Linked DNA regions of Mus musculus: all the other regions are linked to region 3. The links are chromatin loops, found by intact Hi-C in ENCODE. Cell type or tissue: left cerebral cortex. All regions are shown on one strand. Links, peaks and the distances in the headings refer to the core of each region. The heading gives the core; the rest is flanking DNA.

Region 1 (5,093 bases), core at 956-3,455, 97 kb before region 3:
CACCTCCTCCATATCACTCTTAGGAGGATTCTGTGATTACATTATCTGTAATCTACCTACATAATCTGTAAATCTTTAGGCTAATATTTGAAGTCTTTTTACCATCTATGTAAGTAACAGTTGCAGATCTGGTGGTTAGAAAACGAGTGAGGAAGGAGAACCATTATTGATCCAGCCATATAAATTAATAATAATGACAGGCAGGAAGTAGATAATAGAATGAGAAATCTGAGAAGTGCATTGGGAATGAGATTTGGTATGTATTAGGAGGGATAGCTAGTTCTACTTGTGAAGTTGAATTTCTGCCTGCCTGGGTCAATGTTTAAAAACCTCCAGCTAAAGTATTATCATGGCAGTTCCTTGATCCTTAAAAATGCTTCTCTGAGTAGTATGGTATTTGTCTTCCCAACATTATCTCAGCTTTCATACCTCCCTCACAGCCTAGCAGAGGCTTTGAGTGGCACTAGTCCTAGCTTCAGAGTGGGAAGAAAAATCAAGTGGTTATAGGGGTTGACCCAGAAGCAATCATATTAGCCTGAAGGGTCTAATCCAAGATGACAGAGGTAGGTCATGAGAAACCCTATACATGTGATATATGAAAGAAACCAGTCTAATGAGGAAGGCAACAAGCACCATAAAATGCTTCTAATTGTTTTAGTAATAGACCACAAAACTATATCTGAGTCCTGCTTTGGTCTTTTCCATTTTATGCTGCAATTCACTCTTCATTATGAAGCAACTGGGGTTCAGATCTTTCCTCCCTTCACACTTAAATCATCTTGAAGATGAGTAAGATTTCCTACATCTATTTGTAGACAAAGAAACTGGGGTTTAGTAAGAGAACAGACCTGTCAATATTGGAAAACCAGCTAGGAACATGAAAAGAATTCAACCTAGACCTCCGAGATACCATAGGCAGTTTTGGTTCACCAACAATGAATGATGGGTTGGAGCTGCTTAGTTCTTTTGCCCCTTCATTCTGACAGCACTGATGGATATGTGCAAAATATCAGGTGGACACAACTATAAAGAGAGCTGCATAGAGGGTAGAGACCATGTCTGCAACCCCCTCCCAGCATGGTGTATACAGGAGACATAAATCACCCAGAGACTGAGTCACCTCTTATGTAAATATCCTTCTTCCCAGGTTAGCTCTCCTTTGGAGATAATTGCTTGAGAAATATTGTCCCTTGGTTTCTCAGGAAAGCAATCTCAACTGCATTTTAATTCTCTCCAATCAAGATGCTATAATGAAAGCTCAAGAGGAGTAGGAACTAAATTGGCTTTAAAAAAAAAAGAGGGATCTAGTAAGTGCTATGAATTGCTCTAAATCAAATGCTCTGTTGTTTCATTTAATCACCATAACTCTTCGGGTGGTGCCATTATGTTAGATGGTCTCATGGGAAATTGAGGCCCTTCAGACTCAGGTCACTTAGCCTGCGCATGAGTGGATGAGCCCAAATCTGAATCACAGGCATGGATACTGAACACTGCGTACAATTTCCATCGCCTCACATGGCCTTCTCTAAAAATATCACTATGATCATTGTTCCTGGGATATTGCCTAATGCAGTGACCTCAGGAACATCAGGCAGGGCTGTCTAGGCCATCAAACAATAAGAGGAAACATGCCAAAGACACAACAGAGGACAATGAGCAGGCAGTCGATGTGGTGATCAGGTGAATTCACAAGGTAGAAACAAAAGCCCACTGGGTACGAAAGTAACTTGGGAACATCGTGGGGACCAGATGGTTTGATACACACCCCAAGGACAGCTGTGCTCCCAGATTCAGTAATTACCATGTTCTTAAAACAGAGGACAGTCACAAAAAAGACCAATGACTCATGCTTTGAAAAGCATATAAGTTTTTGTCTGGCCCCCCAGAGGCCACCAGGCTTTGACTCGAAAGCAGAAGCTGCTGCTTCTAGAAGTAGCAAGATAGAAAGGGCACCTTGCCACTGAATCTTCCCTCTGCCTCAGCAACGAGCTAGCAGCCCATACCAGAAAATAGTTCTGTAAATCAGCTAAAGTCATCTCATACCAGCTCCCTCAGCAAGTGATAATTATGATATAGGAACTAGAAAGAATGCTTGGTCATCTGGTTCCCTGCCTCCCTCCTCGGGTGAATGAGAAGCTGGCATGTATAAAATACTCAAAGGTATCATTAATGATAAAGTCTGCCATATGAGGTTGTTGCTGCCGGGTAAAAAGCCTAACAGCCCCCAGGGTCTCAAGAGACACTCAGTTCCTTAGCTACAGGGGAATAGCCAGATTATTCAGGACGGGAAAAAAAGAAAAAAGAAATTCCATCTTGGAGGATGTATACAGATCCAGAAATAAGACAAGGCAGAAGAGGGCCTCTAGCTTGGGGTGGACAGAGCTCTGGGACACAAACAGTGAATAAGAGAATGGGAAATAGACAGCAAAAGCCATGCTGGGACTAAAACAATATCTGAGCTTCATACATAAATGTATGAACAAGGTGGTAATGTTTTCAGAATGGATTTTCCAAGGCAATAGAAGATATATGACGGGCGTGGTAGGTAGTGAATGATGACAATGTTGGTAGTTGCCATGGTGAGCTGCTGCTCCTGCTGCTGCCACTGCTACTGCTGGAGAGAGTATATGATGGTCATATAGCAGAAGTGTCTAGGATGGTCTGAGTGGTCGTGAAGGGATGGAATGGATGGCTGTGCCAGTAAAAACAGACATATATGTCCTGGTACTGGCTGATAAATGACTGGAGATCCTGATATGTGTGAGGAGGCTGAGATGATGCTGATGGGAAGTTTTGGTGATTAGGATGATGATGTAGCAGTCGTCATAGAGGGGCAATAAATGCAACAACCAATGTGAAATTAGACTTAGCTAAGTGTCCATCATTCTTTCTGGCCTCTTATTCCACAAGAAAATCTGGGTGCTATAGCCAACTAATTCAGTGTTTTAAATTTGCCTAAGTTGTAATTTTAAACTCTTCTCTCCTGGTCAGAGAGGTGGAGAGAAGAACAAACAGTGGGAGATGAGGGGCCTTGAATGAAAGATCCAAGGGCCTCTCACAGCTCCCTGGAATTGCCACGCCCATCTGTCAGACACCTCAGCCTCATTCAACCTTGTAGCACACTGGTTCAGCACAGAAATGAGGATTGGCTAAGCTGTGCCCCAGGAAGCAAGTCTGTACAGAGGTAAGAGTACAGTCTTGGTTCAAACTCCATTCCTTCTACTTCCTAGCTTTGGCCCTTGGCAAGTCCACTGAGCCCTTGATGAAGGAACTGAAGGCAACAATGTGTGCAAAAGGCATATGGTCCTACACTGAGCATACTTCAACCAGTGATCACAGAAATCAAAAGCAGGGGGACAGGACTGCAAAAAGCAGATTCATTGTCCTCCAGGTGGAGCAAAGATGATTTAAAGAGATGTACTTGTGCCCTTCCCCCCTTGACTGTAAGACTATGTAATACTCAGACACACTGGTCTTCAAGTACCTGGAAATTCCCCCCAGGAATCTCATGCTGGGAGAAAGAAAAGGCTGAAAACCTGTGCCAGTCAGATGGGCAACTTTTCTCCCAGAAAGATTTTCTATGATTCTAACAATTTATCAAACTACCTTGCTGGACAGACAGGGGTCCAGACAATGATGGGTCAATGATGAATGGGGACACACTTTTTTTTCTCTTTTTTTTATTATTATTTTTTTTCCATTTTTTATTAGGTATTTAGCTCATTTACATTTCCAATGCTATACCAAAAGTCCCCCATATCCACCCACCCCCACTCCCCTGCCCACCCACTCCCCCTTTTTGGCCCTGGTGTTCCCCTGTACTGGGGCATATAAAGTTTGCAAGTCCAATGGGCCTCTCTTTCCAGTGATGGCTGACTAGGCCATCTTTTGATATATATGCAGCTAGAGTCAAGAGTGCCGGGGTACTGGTTAGTTCATAATGTTGTTCCACCTATAGGGTTGCAGATCCCTTTAGCTCCTTGGCTACTTTCTCTAGCTCCTCCATTGGGAGCCCTATGATCCATCCATTAGCTGACTGTGAGCATCCACTTCTGTGTTTGTTAGGCCCCAGCATAGTCTCACAAGAGACAGCTACATCTGGATCCTTTCAATAAAATCTTGCTAGTGTATGCAATGGTGTCAGCGTTTGGATGCTGATTATGGGGTGGATCCCTGGATATGGCAGTCTCTACATGGTCCATCCTTTCATCTCAGCTTCAAACTTTGTCTCTGTAACTCCTTCCATGGGTGTTTTGTTCCCAAATCTAAGGAGGGGCATAGTGTCCACACTTCAGTCTTCATTCTTCTTGAGTTTCATGTGTTTAGCAAATTATATCTTATATCTTGGGTATCCTAGGTTTGGGGCTAATATCCACTTATCAGTGAGTACATATTGTGTGAGTTTCTTTGTGAATGTGTTACCTCACTCAGGATGATGCCCTCCAGGTCCATCCATTTGCCTAGGAATTTCATAAATTCATTCTTTTTAATAGCTGAGTAGTACTCCATTGTGTAGATGTACCACATTTTCTGTATCCATTCCTCTGTTGAGGGGCATCTAGGTTCTTTCCAGCTTCTGGCTATTATAAATAAGGCTGCTATGAACATAGTGGAGCATGTGTCCTTCTTACCAGTTGGGGCATCTTCTGGATATATGCCCAGGAGAGGTATTGCTGGATCCTCCGGTAGTACTATGTCCAATTTTCTGAGGAACCGCCAGACTGATTTCCACAGTGATTGTACAAGCCTGCACTCCCACCAACAATGGAGGAGTGTTCCTCTTTCTCCACATCCACGCCAGCATCTGCTGTCACCTGAATTTTTGATCTTAGCCATTCTGACTGGTGTGAGGTGGAATCTCAGGGTTGTTTTGATTTGCATTTCCCTGATGATTAAGGATGTTGAACATTTTTTCAGGTGTTTCTCTGCCATTCGGTATTCCTCAGGTGAGAATTCTTTGTTCAGTTCTGAGCCCCATTTTTTAATGGGGTTATTTGATTTTCTGAAGTCCACCTTCTTGAGTTCTTTATATATGTTGGATATTAGTCCCCTATCTGATTTAGGATAGGTAAAGATCCTTTCCCAATCTGTTG
Region 2 (5,093 bases), core at 956-3,455, 140 kb after region 3:
TATTCCCATCCTAAGCAGCTTGGCCTGTCTTGGCTGAACACGACAGTATAGGCAGGAAGAGGGTTTCCCCCATGGGAATTAGACACTTGGTTTATTTGAGGTTCAGGGAGCTCTTTTTTTTATTTAGGGCGGCTAGGGACCAGCCCTCGGGAATATAGGGAATGTTGAAGTTCTGCCTGGAACTGGCTGTGGTAGTCAAGTTGTTTGATGTATGGAGAACTGGTATTTGGGTGCATGCATAAGAGATGGAAATGTTAGGGGGTGGGAGATTTCTTTGTCCCATCTTGTCCACCTGCCAGGTGCTATAAACTAGTCTGTTTAATTCCAGGAAGGGTTGTTTTTAGAGTTTTCTCTGGAGCCATTGTTGAGTGATGGAAATGAATGTTCAAGTGGATGGAGAAATACTACCTACCTAAGTGTATTTGAAAGGCAGAGGTAGTGAATACCCCTCCCCCTTGTGACCTGTCAGTTGCTTGACGGTTAATATCAGGGATTAAGCAGAGTAGCCAGGCATTCAACCTCAAAGTGATTCTGTCCTTCATATAATTGGAAGAAGCTGACAAATTTGCTCATCTAGGAGTGTGTGGTCATCTTTTTCCATTTCTAACTGGATATGCCTCTAAAGGGTTTAACATTGATTAGGCTGTGGGGTTATTTTTCTGCCAGATAACTTCTTCTCTGTCTGCTAATAGAGCTGTCAGTTACTGTAACTTTCTGCACACTCAGATAGTGTTACTGTATTCTGTTTGTGCAGCAGATGATAAGGGTGTTTGGGGTGCTGTTTGTGGGGGATATTTGCATATTGAAGCACCTTTTTTTAGAATAGTTAATGTCAAATAAGTATCTGCCCCCAACCCTGTGTGTGTGTGAGAGAGAGAGAGAGAGTGAGTGTGTGTGTGTGAGAGAGAGTGTGTGTGAGTGTGTGTGTGTGTGTGTGTGTGAGAGTGTGTGAGTGTGTGTGTGTGTGAGAGAGAGTGTGTGAGTGTGTGTGTGTGTGAGAGAGAGAGAGAGAGAGATAGTGTGTGAGTGTGTGTGTGTGTGTGTGTTTGAGTGTGTGAGTGTGTGTGTGTGTGTGAGAGAGAGAGAGTGTGTGTGAGAGAGAGAGAGAGAGAGATAGTGTGTGAGTGTGTGTGTGTGTGTGTGTGTGTGTGTGTGTGTTTGAGCTTAGGTAGAAGAATAGGCCTTTGGGCTTGAGAAAGAGTTAGAACCAGTCTAGAAAGTTCAAAAGTGACATATTAGAATACATTGATATACTCTTGTCCCTAAAGCATGTAGAGTAATTGATACCAGAATTTTGTCATTCTTTTTCTAAACTTGAGTACAGGCTTGGTTAAGAAATCATTTTCCTCACTGTGTACTTTTTTAACCCTTGAATCATAGTCTATTTGGTTTGACTTTGTATGGTGACCTCTTCTTTATATGAAACGTCTTTTTAGCTTCTTACTGTTGGATCATAACACAGCTGAAGGTACATCCTCAGTAGATGCCAACCTGGTTCTTCAAAATTAGGCTGGGTAGTGGGACATACCTGTAATCCAATCAGTTGGTCCATAGAGGCAGGAGGATCAAGCTTGAGGCTAGCCTGGACTTCCTAATGAGTTCTAGACCAGCCAGGGCTGCACAGCAAGACCTTATTTCATAAAATGCTAGGGCAGGGACCTGCACTAGACGTGCCACACACCATGCGGCCAGCACTCAGAGACTGAGCAGAGGGTTGTGAGTTCCCAGCCTAGAATACATAGGAAGAGCCTGTCTCAAAATAAAAATATATCATTGTAATGGGGGGAGGGTGGCAGGGGGATTACTGCTCCCAAAATAGAAGGAAAACTTTGTGAAAATATCAGGAAATGTTTGCATATTCTTCACAAGTGAGAGATTTGGAAATTGAAAGAATTTGGCTTGTGTTATTGTGGTTATTCTTAGAAATAGAATTTTTGGGTAGTTTGTTTTGTTTTGTTTTGTTTTTGGTGATGTGGACACTCTAGAATAGGGAGTAATTTGGGTAGCTTGGACTATTGTTTAGAAGCAAGTCTTTTCCTAGTTCTGATAGTTAAGAATTTCCTGTTTATTTGTGACTTTATCTGCTGTTTATGTTACTAATTAACACACATGGGGCTTAACTGGAAACCTGTTAGAGCGCCAAGCTTCGAACACCAAATTGATTCATTTGGGGTTAGCACTTTCCCCTTTCACTGTGTCTCCCTGTCAAACAGTACACCATGTGGGGCAGATGCTGATATTTATATTTAAAGCCCCCTGGGACATGCACTTTGGGAAATGAATCAGATATACATAGAATGAAGAGGCTAAAAGCTTACTTCAAGGCTTCCTTTTTAGGGCTGAGGGACACATATGGTTTGGCAAGTAATGGTTTGGCTGGGACACCAGTGGCTGCCTTTAAGAGGCAGGAATGGATCAGCTGGGATTCAGCTAAGGTTTCATCCTAGCCTGTAAGTGGTTTCCAAGCACACAGCCAATCCTTTGCTTATTCAGGAACCAGAGCATTCTAGTATATGCTGTTCTGCTTGCGACCCTTTACAAGTTATAGATAAGTGGCTAGAAGACAAGGGTTTCTTGAGAATGCATGCATTGTAGGAATACGGGCCAAGATGCTGAGATGCATTCTCTCTTTAAAGATTGGGAGTGGCCAATACTTAGGGCCTTGGGTACAAGGGAGAACATGTCATATTCATCAAGGTTACTAGTTATTTGCCAGCATTTTACTTTGGTGCTGATGGAAATAATCTTTGCTCATTTCTTTAGATGCTGCTCCATATAAGGCCAGTTTTAGGCACATGGGATACATAGTTCCCTGTAGTCAGCTGTGTAGGGCTATGTGCATCCTCTGTGTAAAGTCTACATATAGTCATGTATGAAGAGAAAAGGACAGCTCTTATCTCCACTTTACTGAGAAGAAAAGGCCCAAAGAGATGACTTTTCTCTAAGGTTTCCTTAGTAAGTAAAGGACTTCAGGAATTCTTTACACAGCTACCACGTAAGATTCACATTCTCAATGTCTGCAAAGTCATATTTATTGACTCCGTAGTACATAGATGGGGCTTCAGTGCTGTCACACAACACAGTTTTGGTCTCAGGAAGAGATGTCTAAGGTCCTTAGTAGTTTAGCTTTTCCTCCTGCCCATGTTCCAGGTACTTCTTAGTAGTAATTTTAGTATAATATTTCTTCAAAGGTATGGATATGGGTTTCAGTTTGAAATGTGAGAACTTACATCAGTGACCTATGGGCAGCATCTGCTCAGCACATCTTTGAGGAGCATCTGTGTGGCAGTCCCAGTTGCCAAGCCCTGCTGGGGCACCGAGGCTATTATTCGGATTATTTGGAAGCTTATGTTATTGAAGGGGAAAAAAAAACCCCATAACTCTTAATAGGACTGAAAGGTTAAGTTCATAGATGGGAGAATTAATAAAGAATACTCATGACAGCAATATAAACTAAATACTGCAGTCTGCCATCCAGCCAGTACATGCACCATTGAATGCATTATGCTGCTAGGCATGGGGATTGGGGATGAATAACTGTGTCTGCAAGGTGCCTTCAAAAGCCTTTCTAAGGTTGCTGGATGTCAGTGTGGTTCTGGCTTGGAGACTTGTTTTTGAAGGCTTAGAATCATTTGATCAAAGGTTACCAGAGGTCTCTTTGATATTAACAGTAACAGCAATTGACAACTACTGATATTCCTACTATGTGCTAGTTATATATATATATATATATACATATATACATATATATATATATGTATATATATGATTTATTTTTATTTTTTTGTATATCAGTGTTTGCCTGCATGTGTGTATTACATACCATGTATGTGTCTGTTGCCTGAAGAAGCCTGAAGAGGTCCTCTGATCCCCTGGAACTAAAGTTACAGAGGGAAGTGAGTCACCACAAGGATGCTGGGAACCAAACCCAGGTCTTTTGCAAGAATAGCCAGTGTTCTTAATCACTGAGCCATCTCTCTAGCGTGTCCCCTCCCCCATATAGATATGCTATCATATAATGTTTGTCGCATTACTGTTAATAGTCCCATTTTACAGATAACTGTTTCTCATGTGTATGTGTATGTGTGTGTGTGTCTGTCTGTGTATTTGGTTCACAGCCAGTCAGAAATGAACTTGAGACTTAGAGTATCAAGGCTAGAGTATTCTTGCACGCCAGTCAGACTTCCTTTGTTAAGTGTGGCTCCACTCTTTGAAGGTTTGATCACAATACTGAGCTTTGTCTTTCTTATTGATGTCTGGAGATCTAGCCTTTGGTAAGTAAGATTAGGTCTCTAGTGCTAACCTGTGGACTCTCTCACCTAGAAATTCTAAAGCCAGGTCTTAATGGATTAGAGAACTAGTTAGTCACCTTCAAAAAATATGTAGTTTTAGACAACAGAAGCATCAACAGAACCCTTCTCTGGAGGGTTTAGATAAAGACCCTGTGGGCCATTTTCCCTAAAGTAGAGAAAATGTATTTGGATCTGTTCCTACAAAACCAACAAAAGAGAATTCTCCCTGTGGTACCAGTATCCTTTGTAGAAGTCTAGGCTCTGGAGGCCAAGCCTCTGATCCAGTCTGAGAGTAATTACGGTACGTTTTCTCAGAACCTAGCAAAGTTCAATGACTGTCTGCTTACAAAAACAGGGAATGCAGCTTCCCTTGTGTTTCAGATTCATGCACCCTACAGCAAGGTGTGAATCCATCAGTCCTGTATTTCACAGTAATGCCATATGCCCTCATTTACATCTTTGTTATTTTAAAAAACATTGTTTTCATCTTCACATAATAAAAGGCCAATTGAGTGGTATTCTTAGTATTCTCCTTTCATACATACATAAAAGCTCAGAGGTTAAATGTCCCAAGATTTCCTGGTAGGGTAGGCAATAGACTTGGAGTCTGGATGCAGAATGTATGAACTTAAAACCATACTTATTTTCTATATATTTCACAGTTTATAAATAAAATTTAGGCAGGAGAGAAACAGCAAGCCAATTGCTTTAGTCTGGTTAGGTAGGCCTCTCCCTAAATGTCCGTTTGTTAAGGTCACACATGGTGCTGCCAGGAGTCCTCTGTGTTCCTCATCAGCTATG
Region 3 (5,093 bases), core at 1,669-4,168:
CAGGAAGGACAAGGAAAGGCTGCAGCAGGGAGAGGTGGGATGTTAACAGCCAGAATAGAAAAGAAAGCTGTTGCCATCCTCCCAGGGCTGTAGGGACCAGGTGACTTTGCATTATGCTTTATTTGGTGTAGAAAAGACTTCTATCTCTTCTCTCTTTCTCTGTCACCTTCTCTTTTTCCCCCCTTACTTTCTGTTCTACCAACCCCTTACTACTCCCCTCCCCATCCTGTTCTTTGAAGACTTGATCCAGTATCACATTTCTGGGATCCTGTACAAGAAAGAGACAGAAATAAAGTCACCAAAATGAGCTCCATGGGCAAATTCAACAAGGGTCTTGTGATGATTTCTTTCCTCCGTCCATCACTTTGAACCTTACTTTGCGAGCCACCTCTATAGCCAAAGAGCTCACAGCTGCCGAGTTGCAGCTTCAGTCACTCCTGGCAACACAGTTGCTCAGAGCCCTGCAGAACATAGTCTTAAGAACCAATGTACTAGCCAGACACAATGATAAATGCCTGTACTTAAGGGACTAAGGAGGCTGAAGATAAATAATTACAAGTTCAAGCCCAGCCTCCGCTATATAGTGTGACCCTGTCTCAAAGCAAATCAAAACAAAAGAGCCACTTTACCCTTACTGGTACAAGGCACAGAGCCTAGCTCTGTCAAAGCCATCAAGAAGGCTTCCCCAAAGCCCCTGTCTTGTCACCATATCCTCAGTATAAGCCATGATGTCTAGCACTCTAAGGGCACTCTGGATCATCTGCCCAAGAAGATCTGTCTTCAGGATAGGTCCTGATCCGTGTGTTAGTATGCTTTCTATAGCTGTGATGAATACCATGGCAAAAAGCAACTTCAGAGAAAAAGGTTTATTTCAAACTTATAGTCGACCAAGAAAGGAAGTCAGAGCAGAAACTCAAGTCAGGAAGCTACAAGGCAGGAACTGAAACAAGCCATGGAAATGCACTGCTTACTAGCTTGCTTATCATGGCTTTCTTAGCTTCCTTTTTTATGCAATCCATGACGACCTGTCCATGGGTAGCACCTCTCACTGGGGGCTGTGTCCTCCCGCATCAATCATTAGTCTAAAAGAAAAAAAATGCACTGCAGATTTGCCTATATAATGGCCAATGTTATGGAAGCAACTCAAGTTCCTTAACTTGGTCAATTTGGGAAAACAAAGCAAAACAAAAAACTAACCAGCACAATGTGGTGTCAAATGCACAGATCTAGATACTGAAAAGCAGAAAGCTGAGGTTATTTGTCAATGTTCACATAGAGCAGCAGAGCTAGGCAATCAAAGGTCTGGCTCAGCCCGTTGTCTTAACCCCTGGAGCCTTTGAGTAGGTCATAGGAAAGGGGATATGAGTTAGACAAGCATATGTTGGGTGGTGTTGGGGTGTTCTTGAACAGGAGTTGGAAGAATCGCTTGCAGAGAAACAGCATTAGAGATGACCAGAGCCAGTGGAGACACAGTTCATGGAGCTGGACATAAGCCGCAGCTGGAAAAGCCACAGCACCAGATGGTGCTGAAAAAGCCAGGGAGTCCTCACATTCCCTCTGCTTCTCAGCCAAGGCTCTGACCTGGAGGGGTCGGGAGAAGAGTGCAGGTGGTTTCTTGTGCCCACATTTGATTTTGATCTTTGATTATATTTTCCTTTTAAAATATAGCTGGAACTCTGGAGCTGGCTGCAAAGTAGAATGTGGCATTTCCCTCTCAAGCGAGGCTTTGTCTCTGGCAGATCACTGGAGTGTGAACGATTTGGGCACACTCCGTGACGTGGCAGGGCTCAGCTGCTGTGAGTCAGGGCACCCCACGACTGTGCCAGCTGCTCAACAGAAGATGGTGGCAGGGCTCATGCTGGAGGGACCAAGCCTGTCATCATCCCCAGTTGCTGACGTCAGCAAGTGTCCTCTTCATTTAGTGCATTTTTTTTATTTTGGTTGAGAGGAAAGACTGGGTCCAGCCATGTTGGTATTTGTGTTTCCTATGCCTCCTGGTATGGCTATGTTTCCCTGGAACACATTATTTCTTACATAAAGGTCATGAAAGGTCATGAGCTCCAGAATCTAAACTTCCTAGAACTCCCAGGATGACTTGCCACGTGATCGGAAATAGAATGAATACCTTCAACCCTTCCCCACTATCGGTTTCTTCTTGAAAATGGTTCCCTCAGAGGGACACTATGGGTTTAACAATAACCTGTTGCAGGACTTGTCACACAGTTGATGATAAGTCTAAACACTAAACATCTTACAAATGCCACATATTCCTGAGTCCAAGATCCATCTTAAATCTTTTTTCCCCATAAAGCCAAGCAGAAAGCCTTGTGCTGATCAGTGACCCTCTAAGAATTAGCTAATGGGGAAATGTGTAAGAAGATGAATAAATAAGTGGGAGAATAAATGAATGAACAAATGGATGAATAACAGGCAAAGAAGCAGCTCATGACCCTTGCCCACAAAATCCACCCAGTAGTTGCAGCAGCTTCTCTCCTCCCATGCCTCCTGACCACACAGTCAAGGATCTACTCAATACCTGTAGCATCCACTTCCTGCCCCCTCCCTGTCCTCAGAAAGGTTCTGGGATAGTCTAAGCTGCTTTGTTCCCTTCTCCAAGCAGCAACTGTAAGACCCTAAGATGACCCACCTGCAGAGATGTTCTCCCACCCAAGTATAAATGAAGGGTGTCCATCACTTTCTTGCAGAGAGAAAGTCTCAATGGAAGACAGGCCAGAAAAAATATAGCTCAGCATAATGATTAATTTTAGCTCTGAAAAGACCCTGAGTTCTAGGCTCACCCACCATCCTGCAGTCAGAACACCAACATCAAGTCCTGGGCAAGAGAGTTTAATCTTAAAAAGTACCTTTGTTTCTTGGTCCCCATAAATGATCTGATCCCTCGCTCCCTTCCAACCTTTCCTCTGGTTTGTTAAAAAGAAAAAAAAAAGCCATTTGTGGGAGCCAGTCTCCCAACCTTGGCACCAAGCCAGAAAATGAAGTAATTGTGCAATTAGAACTTAATTGCTGGATTTAATTTCGATTTCTTTTTTCTTTCCTCCTTTGAAATTCAAGGAAAACACATACACCCCCCCCAAGTGCCTGATGGGTTGCTTGTATCTACCCCCAGCCAGAAGAATGGGCTTGAGTTGAGGGGAAAGGGAAAAGAGCTGCTGGATTTTGCACTTCGAATAGCATCTACTAGCTGAGGTTGTAGCTACTAGGTCGGTGGAGTACTTGTCTCACAGGCACAGAGCCCTGGGTTGCATCTCCAGCGCCTGTAACACAGTCCCACAGGCTCATACCCATTGCCTCATTATTTGGACATAGGGGCAACAGGGTTAGAAGTTCTAAGCCATCCTTGGTGATGTGTTTATAAAAAGATAAAGAGAGGGGTGATATGTTCTATGGAGGTGTGGTGAGGTGTGGGGGTAAGGGGGGTCTATGTTCTATGGAAGTATCCCAGGAGGCAAGGAAACGCAAATACCATTCTACTAATGGGTTATTTGTCAGTCTGAGTGGTGTTGTGTGCCATTCACCAAGCCACCCAGGCAAACAGTCCTCCTCCTCAAAATGTACTATAAACCTGTTTATAAAATGGAAAACAATCACTGTTTCATACAATAATAAGTAATAGTGTAGGGCATACCCTGATCTCAACAATCAAAGACATACCAGATGCAAGGCTCATGATATTGTCCCATCCAGATTCTTAGAACACCTCTAGTGCCTGAGGGAAACTGTCTATCTTATTATACATGAGGAAACTAAGTCACAGAGAGACATTGTCACACAGCTTATGAGCATCAACCTCCTTATTGCAGTTATAAGGCATATACTATAAAATTCTACTACCTTAAGATGCAATTCTATGAATTTTAGTAAGATTGTAATATTTGTCAATTTTTATGGTTTTTTGGTACATTTTTAGTTGAAGTAGAAAATAATAAGTTTCATTATGACATTTTCAAACAAAAATGCCATTGCAATTTGCTAATATCCATTTCCTAATACTTTCCTTTGTCCTCCTGTTGCTCTCCTTCTACCCTAAATAGACTCTGTGTGTGTGTGTGTGTGTGTGTGTGTGTGTGTGTGTATAACACACACATTTACATCTACATCTTGCATATGAGATAGAATGGTACCTCATCTTTCAGAGTCTGGCTTGTTTCACTCTGTGATGATCTCCATTTCCATCCATTTTTCCTACAAATGACACAATGGGATTCTAATGTATGGCTGAATAAAACCCCACTGTGTATCTACAGCCATTTTTTATTTACCTGCTCTTCTGTTGATGAATGTCTGTTCTGGTCCTATTTCCTGGATGCTATAAATATGTCAGAAGGAAAGGATGATCAACTATATCAGTGGAATATTGGCTTAGAATTTTTGGAGTACACAACTGGAAGTGGTATGGGGTCATATGATGGCTGTATTTTCATGTATCTGTAGGAACCTCAACAATGATTTCCATGGTGGCTGTACCGGTTACACTCCCACCAGCACTGAATAGGGATTCCCCTCCCCTGACATCCTTGCCAACATTTGTTGTAGTTATATTTTCTTCATGAGAACCATTCAGACTAAGGTGAGATAAAATCTCAAAGCAATTTTATCTTCTATCTCCTAATGGCTAAAGATAGAGAATACTTCTTTAAGTATTTCTTATCCATTTTCATTTCTTCATTTCTTCAATGAACTATATATATAGTTCATTGGCACATTTATTGGTTGGATGATTTACGTGCTGGCAATTTAATTTTCGTAATTTTTTATATATTTGCATTGTCTTAGTTGGGTTTTTATTGCTGTGAACAGACACCATGACCAAGGTAACTCTTATAAGGACAACATTTAATTGGGGCTGGTTTATAGGTTCAGAGGTTCAGTCCATTATCATTAAGGTGGGAGCATGGCAGCATCCAGGCAGGCATGGTGCAGGAGGAGATGAGAGTTTTACAACTTCATCAGAAGGCTGCTAAGAGAATACTGACTTCCAGTCAGCTAGGATGAGGGTCTTAAAGCCCACACCCACAGTAACACACCTATTCCAACAAGGGCACACCTCCAAATAGTGCCACTCCCTGGGCCAA

The links. Peaks named below come from ENCODE experiments on the same cell type or tissue, not always from the same donor. Only the 100,000 strongest peaks of a DNase experiment are listed, where the experiment ranks them.
Region 1: it touches region 3 in a loop (2.2-fold over the local background); 2 of 42 quality-filtered maps call a loop at or near these places.
Region 2: it touches region 3 in a loop (2.8-fold over the local background); 2 of 42 quality-filtered maps call a loop at or near these places.

Annotation. Positions count from the first base shown.
Region 1 is chr15:64,539,100-64,544,192 of GRCm38, reverse strand. All of the region lies in intron 1 of Gm30632 (a long non-coding RNA gene), which reads right to left. Among named protein-coding and RNA genes, the nearest start is that of Gm30632, 7.6 kb to the right of the region's middle. In left cerebral cortex, for the core only: no CTCF peak of the experiment used is centred there; DNase peaks (open chromatin) are centred at 1,815 and 2,475; H3K27ac peaks cover 1,442 bases.
Region 2 is chr15:64,306,370-64,311,462 of GRCm38, reverse strand. All of the region lies in intron 3 of Asap1 (ArfGAP with SH3 domain, ankyrin repeat and PH domain1), which reads left to right. Among named protein-coding and RNA genes, the nearest start is that of 1700010G06Rik, 5.2 kb to the left of the region's middle. In left cerebral cortex, for the core only: no CTCF peak of the experiment used is centred there; a DNase peak (open chromatin) is centred at 2,360; H3K4me3 peaks cover 1,142 bases.
Region 3 is chr15:64,443,312-64,448,404 of GRCm38, reverse strand. No RefSeq gene overlaps it. Among named protein-coding and RNA genes, the nearest start is that of Gm30563, 54 kb to the right of the region's middle. In left cerebral cortex, for the core only: no CTCF peak of the experiment used is centred there; DNase peaks (open chromatin) are centred at 1,796 and 3,036.